Regions from separate parts of the Homo sapiens genome. Here region 2 is linked to region 1. Evidence: chromatin loops called from intact Hi-C (ENCODE). Cell type or tissue: IMR-90. All regions are shown on one strand. Links, peaks and the distances in the headings refer to the core of each region. The heading gives the core; the rest is flanking DNA. Region 1 has its middle 91 kb from the start of TMX3. Region 2 has its middle 2.8 kb from the start of LINC01912.

What was found. A loop is a pair of places that touch in the nucleus more often than their neighbours do. Peaks named below come from ENCODE experiments on the same cell type or tissue, not always from the same donor. Only the 100,000 strongest peaks of a DNase experiment are listed, where the experiment ranks them.
Region 2: it touches region 1 in a loop (2.2-fold over the local background); 3 of 110 quality-filtered maps call a loop at or near these places.

Annotation. Positions count from the first base shown.
Region 1 is chr18:68,621,369-68,626,760 of GRCh38, forward strand. No RefSeq gene overlaps it. Among named protein-coding and RNA genes, the nearest start is that of TMX3, 91 kb to the right of the region's middle. In IMR-90, for the core only: a CTCF peak has its summit at 2,169 (motif pointing left); a DNase peak (open chromatin) is centred at 2,163.
Region 2 is chr18:68,264,879-68,270,270 of GRCh38, forward strand. No RefSeq gene overlaps it. Among named protein-coding and RNA genes, the nearest start is that of LINC01912, 2.8 kb to the left of the region's middle. In IMR-90, for the core only: no CTCF peak of the experiment used is centred there; a DNase peak (open chromatin) is centred at 2,903.

The sequences.
Region 1 (5,392 bases), core at 278-5,277:
TGTGGTACATACACACCATGGAATACTATTCAGCCACAAAAAGGAAAAAGATCATGTCCTTTGCGAGAACATGGATGGAGCTGGAAACCATTATCCTCAGCAAACTAACACAGGAACAGAAAAGCAAACACCGCATGTTCTCACTTATAAGTGGAAGCTGAACAATGAGAATACATAGACACGGGGAGGGGAATAATGCACACTGGGGCCTGTCAGGGGCTGGGAGGAGGAACAGCATCAGGATAAATAGCTAATGCATGTGAGGCTTAATACCTAGGTGATGGGTTGGTAGGTGCAGCAAACCACCATGACACACATTTGCCTACATAACAAAGCTGCATGTCCTGTACATGTATCCCAGAAGTTAAAATTACAATAAAATTAAATAAAAAAAGAAATTACCCAGCATGTAAAAATCAAGAATTCTAAATATATATACATTTAATTTGTTAGACGTCTCTAATCTTTTTTTCAAATAACCCTATTTTTATTTGTCTCTCTTTTCAAGCACTACATTTCTTCCTAAGCAAAATGAAACCTCTCCACTCTTAATTATTTTTGCCAAAATTTTTTTTTCAGTGAACCAGGTTTTGGTTTTCTTAGGTAAGTTTGCTATTTGCATTTTTTAAACTGTTTATTTTCTATTTTAGTCCTTTCTACTTTCCTTTATATTAATTTTGACATTGTACTTACTTTAGATTTATTTTTGTCCTTTTGTTTCTTGAATTGAATATTTAATTACCTTTACCTTTTTTCTTTTTAATAAATGTATTTAAAGCAATACAATTTTTTTTTACAGTCTCGCTCTGTCACCCAGGCTGGAGGGCAGTGGCACGATCTCGACTCACTGCAACCTCCACCTCCTGGGTTCAAGTGATTCTTCTGTCCCAGCCTCCTGAGTAGCTGGGATTACAGGCATGTGCCACCACATAGAGCAATACAATTTTTGTCAGTATTGGTGTGATTACTTTCCACCATTCCTAACTTGCAGTCCTCTCATTATCCTCTATGAATAGTTTGCAGTTTAGAATTTGACAAACTTCAAAAAAATAAAAATACTTTTACAAATAAATGTTAAATACAATGCATAGGATTTATTTTGACTTCATAGTAGTCAGAAAAGAGTGATTGTATCATTATTTCTTTGGGGACTTAATGTAATATTTGTGGCTTAATACAGGGTAAATTTCTGTGACTATTCATCAACGTTTGAAAATAATATGAAATCCCTCTTGGAGGTATGTTTTTATGAAGGCTCCGGCTTCCTAATTGCATGATTCAATCCACAGTATTCATACTTATTTCTCCCTATTTGGTCTAACTTTTGCCAAGATAATTTTTAATGTTTCTTATACTGATCACTCTTTTCATATTCTTGTATTTTCATCAAATTCTATTCCAGATATTTCAAACCTGTAATAAGCATGCACATTCATAACTTTCATGCTTCCTTGTTGGAAGTGTATTCTATCAATATGAAATATTTCTCTGAATTATCTTTTAGTCATTTTAATATCAAACTCCACGTTATTAAAGAATACTGTGTAATCTGTGATGTTTAATTTGCCAGGGATTATTATTCTTTCTTCTCTCTCTGTTTCTCATGTTTGTTCTTGCTTTTTCACTGCCTTCTTTTTCCTTTTCATAAGAAAAGCTTGTGGGGAAAACGTCTAATTGTGCTAAAGGAAAAATGAAAGAAGAATAAGTTTCCTCTTTTTAGCTAATCAAAATGTCTTATACTTACTTGAAATATTCTTCTAGAAATCTAAATTATGAATCTGTTATATTTTTCATTATTTTAAGCATTATGATTTTAGAAGAGTTAGAGCTATGACTCAAAGCCTTTTTCTAAAGTAAAGGTCATTTTACAGAAAATTATTTACATTATTCTGTACCTTTTCAGTCGATAAAATTTCAAAACTCAAATTTGTCAATTCTCATACCTCTACTCTGTAGAAAACAGGGACATAATTTTTAACATTGCAGATTTGACAGCAACCACGAATGGCAAGGGAGAAAGTGCATGATTTAAAAAATTTAAACCTTATTTTTAAAAACAAGGAAAGCAGGACAAAATTGTCAGAGAATAAGGGAAATGAGGGTAACCCCATAAACTGCTGTCACAAACCACTCACATTTTGCTGCAGGCTTCCTCTTGAGAGGGTTTGCTGCCCCCTCTTGGCCTTTGCAGTGGGATGCAAAAGAAAAACGGAAAAAACAGGCATCAAAGAGGCTTAACAAAAGCGCTTGAGTCTAAAATATTTTGAAGAACAATGTATGTGCTGTATGAAACAACCTTTGTGGAGGAGTCTGTGACTCTCTAAGGCTGCCCCACTCTCCAGTCCCTTAACAAGAGAAAGCTGCCTGTAATCCCAGCACTTTGGGAGGCCGAGGCGGGTGGATCACGAGGTCAGGAGATCGAGACCATCCTGGCTAACACGGTGAAACTCTGTCTCTACTAAAAATACAAAAAATTAGCCGGGCGTGGTGGCGGGCACCTGTAGTCCCAGCTACTTGGGAGGCTGAGGCAGGAGAATGGCGCGAACCCGGGAGGCGGAGCTTGCGGTGAGCGGAGATCGCGCCACTAGACTCCAGCCCGGGCGACAGAGCGAGACTCCGTCTCAAAAAAAAAAAAAAAAAAAAAAAAAAAAGAGAAAGCTGACGTTAAGGATCTTCCTGCCTTGTGAATTGTCATGCTCTGTGTAATTGGATCCCACCCACTGACTGGGCTCCCGGGACAAGGCCACCATCTACATCCTCTGAACAAACTAGGCTGCATGACATAAACCCCACACAAAACTGAGCAATAAAAGTGTTTCATGTTGAAAGATAAGTAAATCGTTTTTCAGAACATACTAAGAGCAGTATAGGAAATAAGAGAAGCAGCAGGTAAAAATTGAAGTACATAAAGCCAGAAGCAGAGATTATTACAAAGAGAGATGAAAACAAGGGAGAGAAAACTAATTTAAAAAAAAAAGAGTTTGCTAGAACTCAAAACCCAAAAGCTGTGACTATGCTACCCTGCATTGTTGCACTTTGCACATGTGACGACATTCACAATCTTGAGATGGAGAGAGTATCCTGGATTATCTAAGCGGGCCCAATGTAGTCACATGAGTCCTTCCTAGAAAAAGCAGGAAAGTCGGAATTGAAGAATGATACAAAGATGGAAGCAGACTCAGACAGAAAGAGAAAGCGGGAGAAAAAGCGAGCGAGCGAGAGAGAGAGAGATTTAAAGATAGTACACTCCTGATTTCGAAGATGGAGGAATGTTGATGAGCCCAGGAATGCTGGTGGCATCTAGAAACCAGAAAGGTAAGCAAATTCTCTCCTAAAGGCTCAAAGAGCATAGCCTTTCTCACCCATTTTGAACTTCCGACCTCCAAAACCATAACAAATTTTTCTTGTTTTAAACCACTAATTTTGTAGTAATTTGTTACGGCAGCAAGAGGAAACCAATACACATGTTTCTGGATTTCTTAGAGAAACTTCAAATTTGCTGTTTCCCCTCCTGTTCCATTGACATGCTCCTACATTTTACTTACATTCCCTATTCTCACAATGTTATTCAACATCCCTATATTCTTCTGTATTTCCTATATGGTCATTCTTTATAATAGCAATATCATAATCCATAAACAGTACATCTAAATTTCCAAACCAAAATAGTGTCTTATTACAAACATGTCTTAAATTCACCTTTTTTTCTATTTTGACTGCTACTTCCTTAGTTCTCTTCTGTCTTATCACATATTTGAATTATAAGAACAAGAAACTAATGTTTTCTAGTCTCCAAATGATTCCCAATCAATTTCATACTATGAAATTATCTTTACATGAAAGCCTTTTTTTTTGGCGGGGCGGAGGTCGTCTCGCTCTGTTGCCCAGGCTGGAGTGCAGTGGCACGATCTTGGCTCACTGCAACCTCCGCCTCCCAGGTTCATGCCATTCTCCTGCCTCAGCCTCCTGAGTAGCTGGGACTACAGGTACCCGCCACCACGCCCGGCTAATTTTTGTATTTTTAGTAGAGATGGGGTTTCAACATGTTGGCCAGGGTGGTCTCGATCTCCTGACCTCGTGATCCGCCCGCCTCTGCCTCCCGAAGTGCTGGGATTACAGTTGTGAGTCACCGCACCCGGCCTATGTAACAGTCTTATGCCTTTAAAAAAAAAAAAATTCTATTGGCCAGGCGCAGTGGTTGTCACACCTGTAATCCCAGCACTTTGAGAGGCCAAGGCGGGTAGATCACGAGGTGAGAAGATCGAGGCCATCCTGGCCAAAATGGTGAAACCCCGTCTCTACTAAAAATACAAAAATTAGCCGGGCATGGTGGCGGGTGCCTGTAGTCCCAGCTACTCGGGAGGCTGAGGCAGGAGAATGGCGTGAACCCGGGAGGCGGAGCTTGCAGTGAGGCGAGATCACGCCACTGCACTCCAGGCTGGGCAACGGAGCGAGGCTCCATCTCAAAAAAGAACAAAATGAAACAAACAAAAAAAAAACTTCCGTTTTTCTCCACTACCTATAGGACACCAATTAGAATAATTAACTTAGAAGAGCAATTAAGTATAATGCGAAGATGCCCAGGAGAATAAATTATAATATTTTATTGAGATATTAAAGACCTGGATCTTGTGGACAGAAAAGTATTCCTTTAAAAGTACTCAAAAATATTGAAAATAGAAAAAAAATTAAGGTTATTTGTACTAAAATAAGAATAATTATCAAAAAATAAAATATTCTATTAAAATTATGCTATATTTTATATTATGCCATAAAAAGTAAAAATTATCTTTTAAATATTAAAAAAGTTACACACTGGAAATAATACCTTCAATACATATACTGATCAAAGATTAGTTATACAAGTATAACTAATAACAAAGACATGAATATAAAGAAATATATATGACTAGTAACACATTTGACTAATAATCATGAATATCAGTGTCAGGAAAATGCAAATCAAGACCACGTTGAAATACCAGTCTATGCCGCAAAATATTATAAAGAAATAAAAACACATTGATTACAATGACTCTCAACATACAGATAATCTTACAAAGACTCCCAAATAGTTATAGGTACCACAGCTTATTTTTGTTTTATATAGCTTTAAACAATTAAGAATTTAAAAATACATCTTCTTTTACAATTTAAATGAAAAGCAATGGAATCATTGATACAGGATTCATTAATACAAGAATCATTGAATGGAGAGAGGTAAAGGGATGGGACAGTGGAAGTAAATGATTTTATCTGGGTCACTGTCAAAGTTTTAACTTCTATTTTGGAAGGCAGTTTGATGGGTATTTATTATATCAATAAAAATAACTAAGTAGTCATCATGGAATAATAATGAGAGTACACCTTCAACAAAGAATTATGATTAATC
Region 2 (5,392 bases), core at 253-5,252, 360 kb before region 1:
ATAGAATGGTGAGTGAGCATCTCAGGGTTAAGGATTATGGTCCTTAATCTCATCATTTCAGCTGGGTACTCACGCCTCTAATGATGGCTAGAATCTCTCAGTTCAGAGATCCTTTCTACCCGTTCTCTCTCTAAACTTTAGAACAAGGGCAGAGGGCAATCCCTAGAAGTTGGTAAAAGGCTGGAGATGTGGAGCTCTAACTCTGCCAAATGATGTGCCCCTGTTCCTCCTTATTCAAGTCATGCCTCTTTACCTTCATTTTACAGAGGTGATAGTTGCCACCAGTTCCTGTGACTTTTGAGTTTTCTGCCATTTAAATACATTTGGTCCTAGTTTCCAAACTTTTTCACTATGTGAAAAAGTCATTAATGTCAAAACAACTACACAGTCAACTAAACTAAAAAGTCAACTAAAAAGTCATTTAGTATTAAGCCAAGTAAATGACCAGTTATTCATCTTCTACCCTATTTCCAGAACTCTGCTGCTGTTGATTTCTTTCTTTCATTCTTCCCTTAATAATATCTTTTCTTAATAATATCCTTTCTTAAAATAGAAACAATAAAAACAAAAATAACTTTTACTAGGGTTCCTGGAAAGAAACAAAAACCAAATTGATTAATATGCATTCAGTCCATCTTAATCCAAAATTGAAATGATCAGTTTTACATTTAGAAAGCTACTAAAAATGACACAACCACTTTAAGACCAAAAAAAAAAAAATACTTCCTACTACAATGTATTTGCTACAGTTCTCATGTTAATTATTTCTTAAAACCATGTAATTAAACATTAATATATTGATTTAAGGGAGGCACACAGTAGCTTTGCATGGTAAAATGAGGTAACATAATTTTATAATGTCATTTAATGCTTCTTTAAAGACAAAATATTATTGCTAAAGCTAGAGTTGGAAGAAATCATCTCATGTCACACATAACTTTAAGTGAAGACAGATTGTATATCCTAAAAGTCAGAGGCAAATTGGAATTTACTGCAGAATTATTAGGCAAATTGGACACTTACTGCTTTTCATATAGAAAGAACTGGATAAATATCATCTTGCTAAATTAACTAAAGAATAAAGGAAAAACGTTATTTTGTTGACGACTTTTTATTATTCATGACTTGAATCGGTATGCATAAAAGCATATTAATTGTGTAAAACAAGATTTTCATAAATTTTTTCTAATATTCACAATTTTGCAAAGTTGGTAACATTAATCACCTTTTACATATGAGAAAACCAAAGTTCCTAGAATTCAAATATCTTGCCTAACTTAGTTAAATGGAAAAGTTGGAATTCAAAACCACACTTGTCTAATATCAGGACCTATTTATGCCACTGAGTTCAATTTTGGCTTGATAACATTACGATGTAGAATATATTCTTAGTTAACTTAGGATATGGGTATCTATCAAATAAGCCATTCCACAGCACCATTATCAAACCTTTTCCAAATGAACTGATTGGCTGATCTAATTTATTTTATGATGAAATGTTCCCCTTTGCACAATGCAGTTAAGATATTTACATCTAAAATACTTGCATACTTAGCAGCAAAATAAATTTCAACCTTTCAAGACATGTAATTAATACTTATGTATCCAGCACATACTAACCAACATCACATTTATTTTGTTAAATTCAAGGATATAGTACTGACCAAAGCAGTCTGCATTCATGACTTTGTAACCTAACTAGAAAGATGAGATGATAAACAAGTAGTTAAAAAGCATCAGAATGCAAGTGTTGTGAAGGAGATAATATGGTGTGCTACAAACAAACACACACACACACACACACAGAGTATGTATACATATTTGTGGAGCGTAAGCAGGAGAATTCGCTTTTACTAGATGTTAGATGCGTCCCTGAGAAAGTTAGCATAGGCTGAGTCCTGAAGAAAACAGTCCAATAGATAAGGAAATAGTAAAGTGTGAGGAAGAAGGAAGAGCGTATGTAGAGAGCATAATGACGGAGAGAACACGAGGAAATGAACTGGGAACCAAGGAAGGAATTCAAAAAAAACTGTAAAAATCTCTCTATTCCTCTGTTATTCCTTTGTTCCCTGCACGGAGGAGTAGAGGGGGTGCAGTTTTTTCTTTTAGTTTAGTTTAGTTTTTTTTTTTTTTTTAAACTGACTACTGTGATTGGTTTCATCATGATAAGATTTTCATTGATTCCAGCCCTCTGTATGTGTAAGAAAATAGTCTGACTTCCCAAATCACTACCATAATTAACCATTCTGCTAAAATCTGCTACAACCTTTTTCCACCCAGCGTTTTTTAACTAAGATGTTATAATCAACATATATACTCTCTATTTAAGTCATAAGAATGTCTCCCCTGGCTCTCTAAATACCAACAGAGTATTTATACTAAGAGTTAAAAGTCAAAATTATTTTGTAAGAAAGGACTTCCAATAACAGGTTACAACCCCTAAATCCAGAGAAAAACATTTAGCACCTTAGTAGCACAAAGGTATATGAGTCCAACAATTTGGGAATGTTGGAGATTTGAATTTTATTATGAAAACGCGGTATGGGTCAATTGAATCTTGAATACAATTCTTCAATATGTTGAAACAAATTTTCACATAATAAATATAAAACATATAATTATACTCTGTCAGTGACATCTTAACAAACTAAAGATTAGTATGCTATTAAAGTATATTTGGGTTTTCAAAATAAATGCAATTCACTTGACTTTTATGGTCCATATAGGGCTAGGAAGAATTCAAACACTACCCCCATGGTTCTCAAACTATGGTCCCATGATTATTAGCATCAGCCACATCTGGCAACTTGTTAGCAGTGCAAATCTCATATATCCTAAACTCTAGGGTCAGACACTCCATAATCTGTGTTCTAACCATCCTTTTGGTGACTAAGAATACAAATATTTCTTGCATAAGCAAGTTTCTAAGTAGCAATTCTGAATCAGCAAATACATCTCAGTAGTAGTCATTTGCTAATGCTCTTATATTCCATCTATAACTCATCTGCCTAAACTGGGATTGTTTTCTTTTGAGAGAAGTAAAGAATGGTATGCTTTCCAAATTAGGTCAATGTAATGTTTTCCATTGTTATTAAATTTAAAATAATATGCATTTAATGAAAAATAATGGAAACTATGTTACAATAAAATTTGGATAATTTAGTCATGTTAAGAATCAAGTATATTTTAATATTACAGATTGTAGCTCAAAGAGGGTCAAAGTTATTTAGATTATAATGGGGCAAATAAAAATAGCCTAATTTTGAAAAACAGTTCTGTGATCCATCCAGGACTTTATCAGTTGATGGCAACGGGTCTTTATTAAATAGAACGTCTTTCCAAAATCTATATTTTAATTTGATCAATTCAGATAGATCCTTGGCGTGTTTCATATACATAATCCTAACTTGGTCAACTTTGGCCCATATACGGAATGAAAAGAGATGGCCAAAAGGAAATATTTTTGTGAGGCAAGATAAAGGATGGAGTGGAAACACAATGTTTTTTGTTTTTTGTTTTTAAGTGAAAAGTTGACAAAATTTATGATAAGATCAGGGGAAAAAAGAAAATGAAGGAATAATTGATCATCTGAAAATGAGGAAAAGCGGTGGTTAAATCATTGCTTCAGACAGTTGTCGGAGCTATCCCTTAGAAACTGTGGCTCTGGAAGAGCTCCTCTGATGATTAACTTGCAGAGCAGAAAATGAGGTGAGAGGGAATGTGAAGGAAATCACCAGTTTGGCTGGACTGAGGAAAAGCGAAGGCAGTTGAACGGACCAATTTATATGTATGAGATCCTTTTAATCTGGGCTTTCTTAACTCTGATTGCACCTATATTTAGTAGACATGTCAGAGGATAAGCATCTTCTTATGCTAAGAAGTCATTTTTACTTCTTTAAGGTGATTATACTCCAGTTCAGCTATAGATAAATTGCATTACACTCAGTTGATGACCTGAAGAATTGGATGACGTCTAAAAGTGAAAAAACTTTACATAGTGTAAATTATAGGTAACTGGTCATCCTAAATTGCTTACTCTGCTTTTAGGGACAAAACCTGCTCTCTAGAGAGATAGCAGTCAATGGGTTTGTTGTGGTAGTTTCTATCATCATATACTGATGTTGCATATTGTTCCTTTATAATAATTTTAAATTCCATATGCCATATAATTTTCAAATTATTAACCAAAAGTTGACTAAATTTAAAATAAATTATTGACATAACCTCACCCATATCTACCTATTTAGGGACACTCTGTATAATTACTGGGCAGCTTTCTCTGCCCACAGCCCGTGTTTACTATTGCCTCATCCAGGCTCCAAGACAGTGCTATCCTCTCCCCCACTACATGATAGTTCCAGAATACTTTATCCCTTGGGCAGCTTTTTTCTAATTAAAATTTACCTCTCATAAAATTAATTTTTCAGTTTGTAAAATATTAGTGAATGTGTATTTTCTAGTCTGGTAGCCAATGATAAATTCAATAAAATTCTAAATTCTACCTTTTTGGATATAATATTTGATATCCTTTGGCTATGTTCCCACCCAAATCTCATTTTGAATTGTAGTTTCCACAATCCCCACGTGTCGTGGAAGCGACCTGGTGGGAGGTAATTGAATCATGGTGGTGGTTACCTCCATGTTGTTCTTCTGATAGTGAGTGAGTTCTCACGAGATCTGATGGTTTTATAAGGGGCCTTACTCTCACTTCACTCTGTACTTCTTACTGCTGCCATGTGAGGAAGAATGTGTTTGCTTCCTCTTCCGCCATGGTTGTTTCCTGAGGCCACCCCAGCCACGTGGAACTGTGAGTCAATTAAATCTCTTTCTTTATAAATTATAAGTTTCTTTATAAATTTCAGATATGTCTTTATTAGCGGTGTGAGAACAGACTAATACAATATTCTACATAATTTCCAAAATATGTCAAGATCTATGCAAAGGTAATAACAACCTTTTGAAAGAATTTCTAATTGTAAAGTATGAAACAAGATCAACAAAATTATAATGAAACTAGAAAAAATATATATATTTTAATGTAGAGAAGCAAAAATAATAATTTTAAAGTATAAGATGGAGGAGGAATGCAGTATCCTTTTTTCCTGAGGTTGAAGAGAAACATCATATTCTGTGAAAGACAGAGATAAATTAGCAAGAGAGAACCCTAAAGAAGCACATTCATTTGACATCTTAAGCATTAAATGGAAGGCGGGACAGGTTAAATGGTTTTAAGAAATTCTTCTTAATGGAAGCTTATTTTCTAAAGACTTTATCTAAAGTGGAGTTAAGCAAATGATCAAGGAGTCTAGCTCTCTTTATCCATAGCAGCAAACAGCTCCTCCGTGCTTAGTAAGTGAGTATATGACAGCTACGACAGGAGCTCATTATGGCT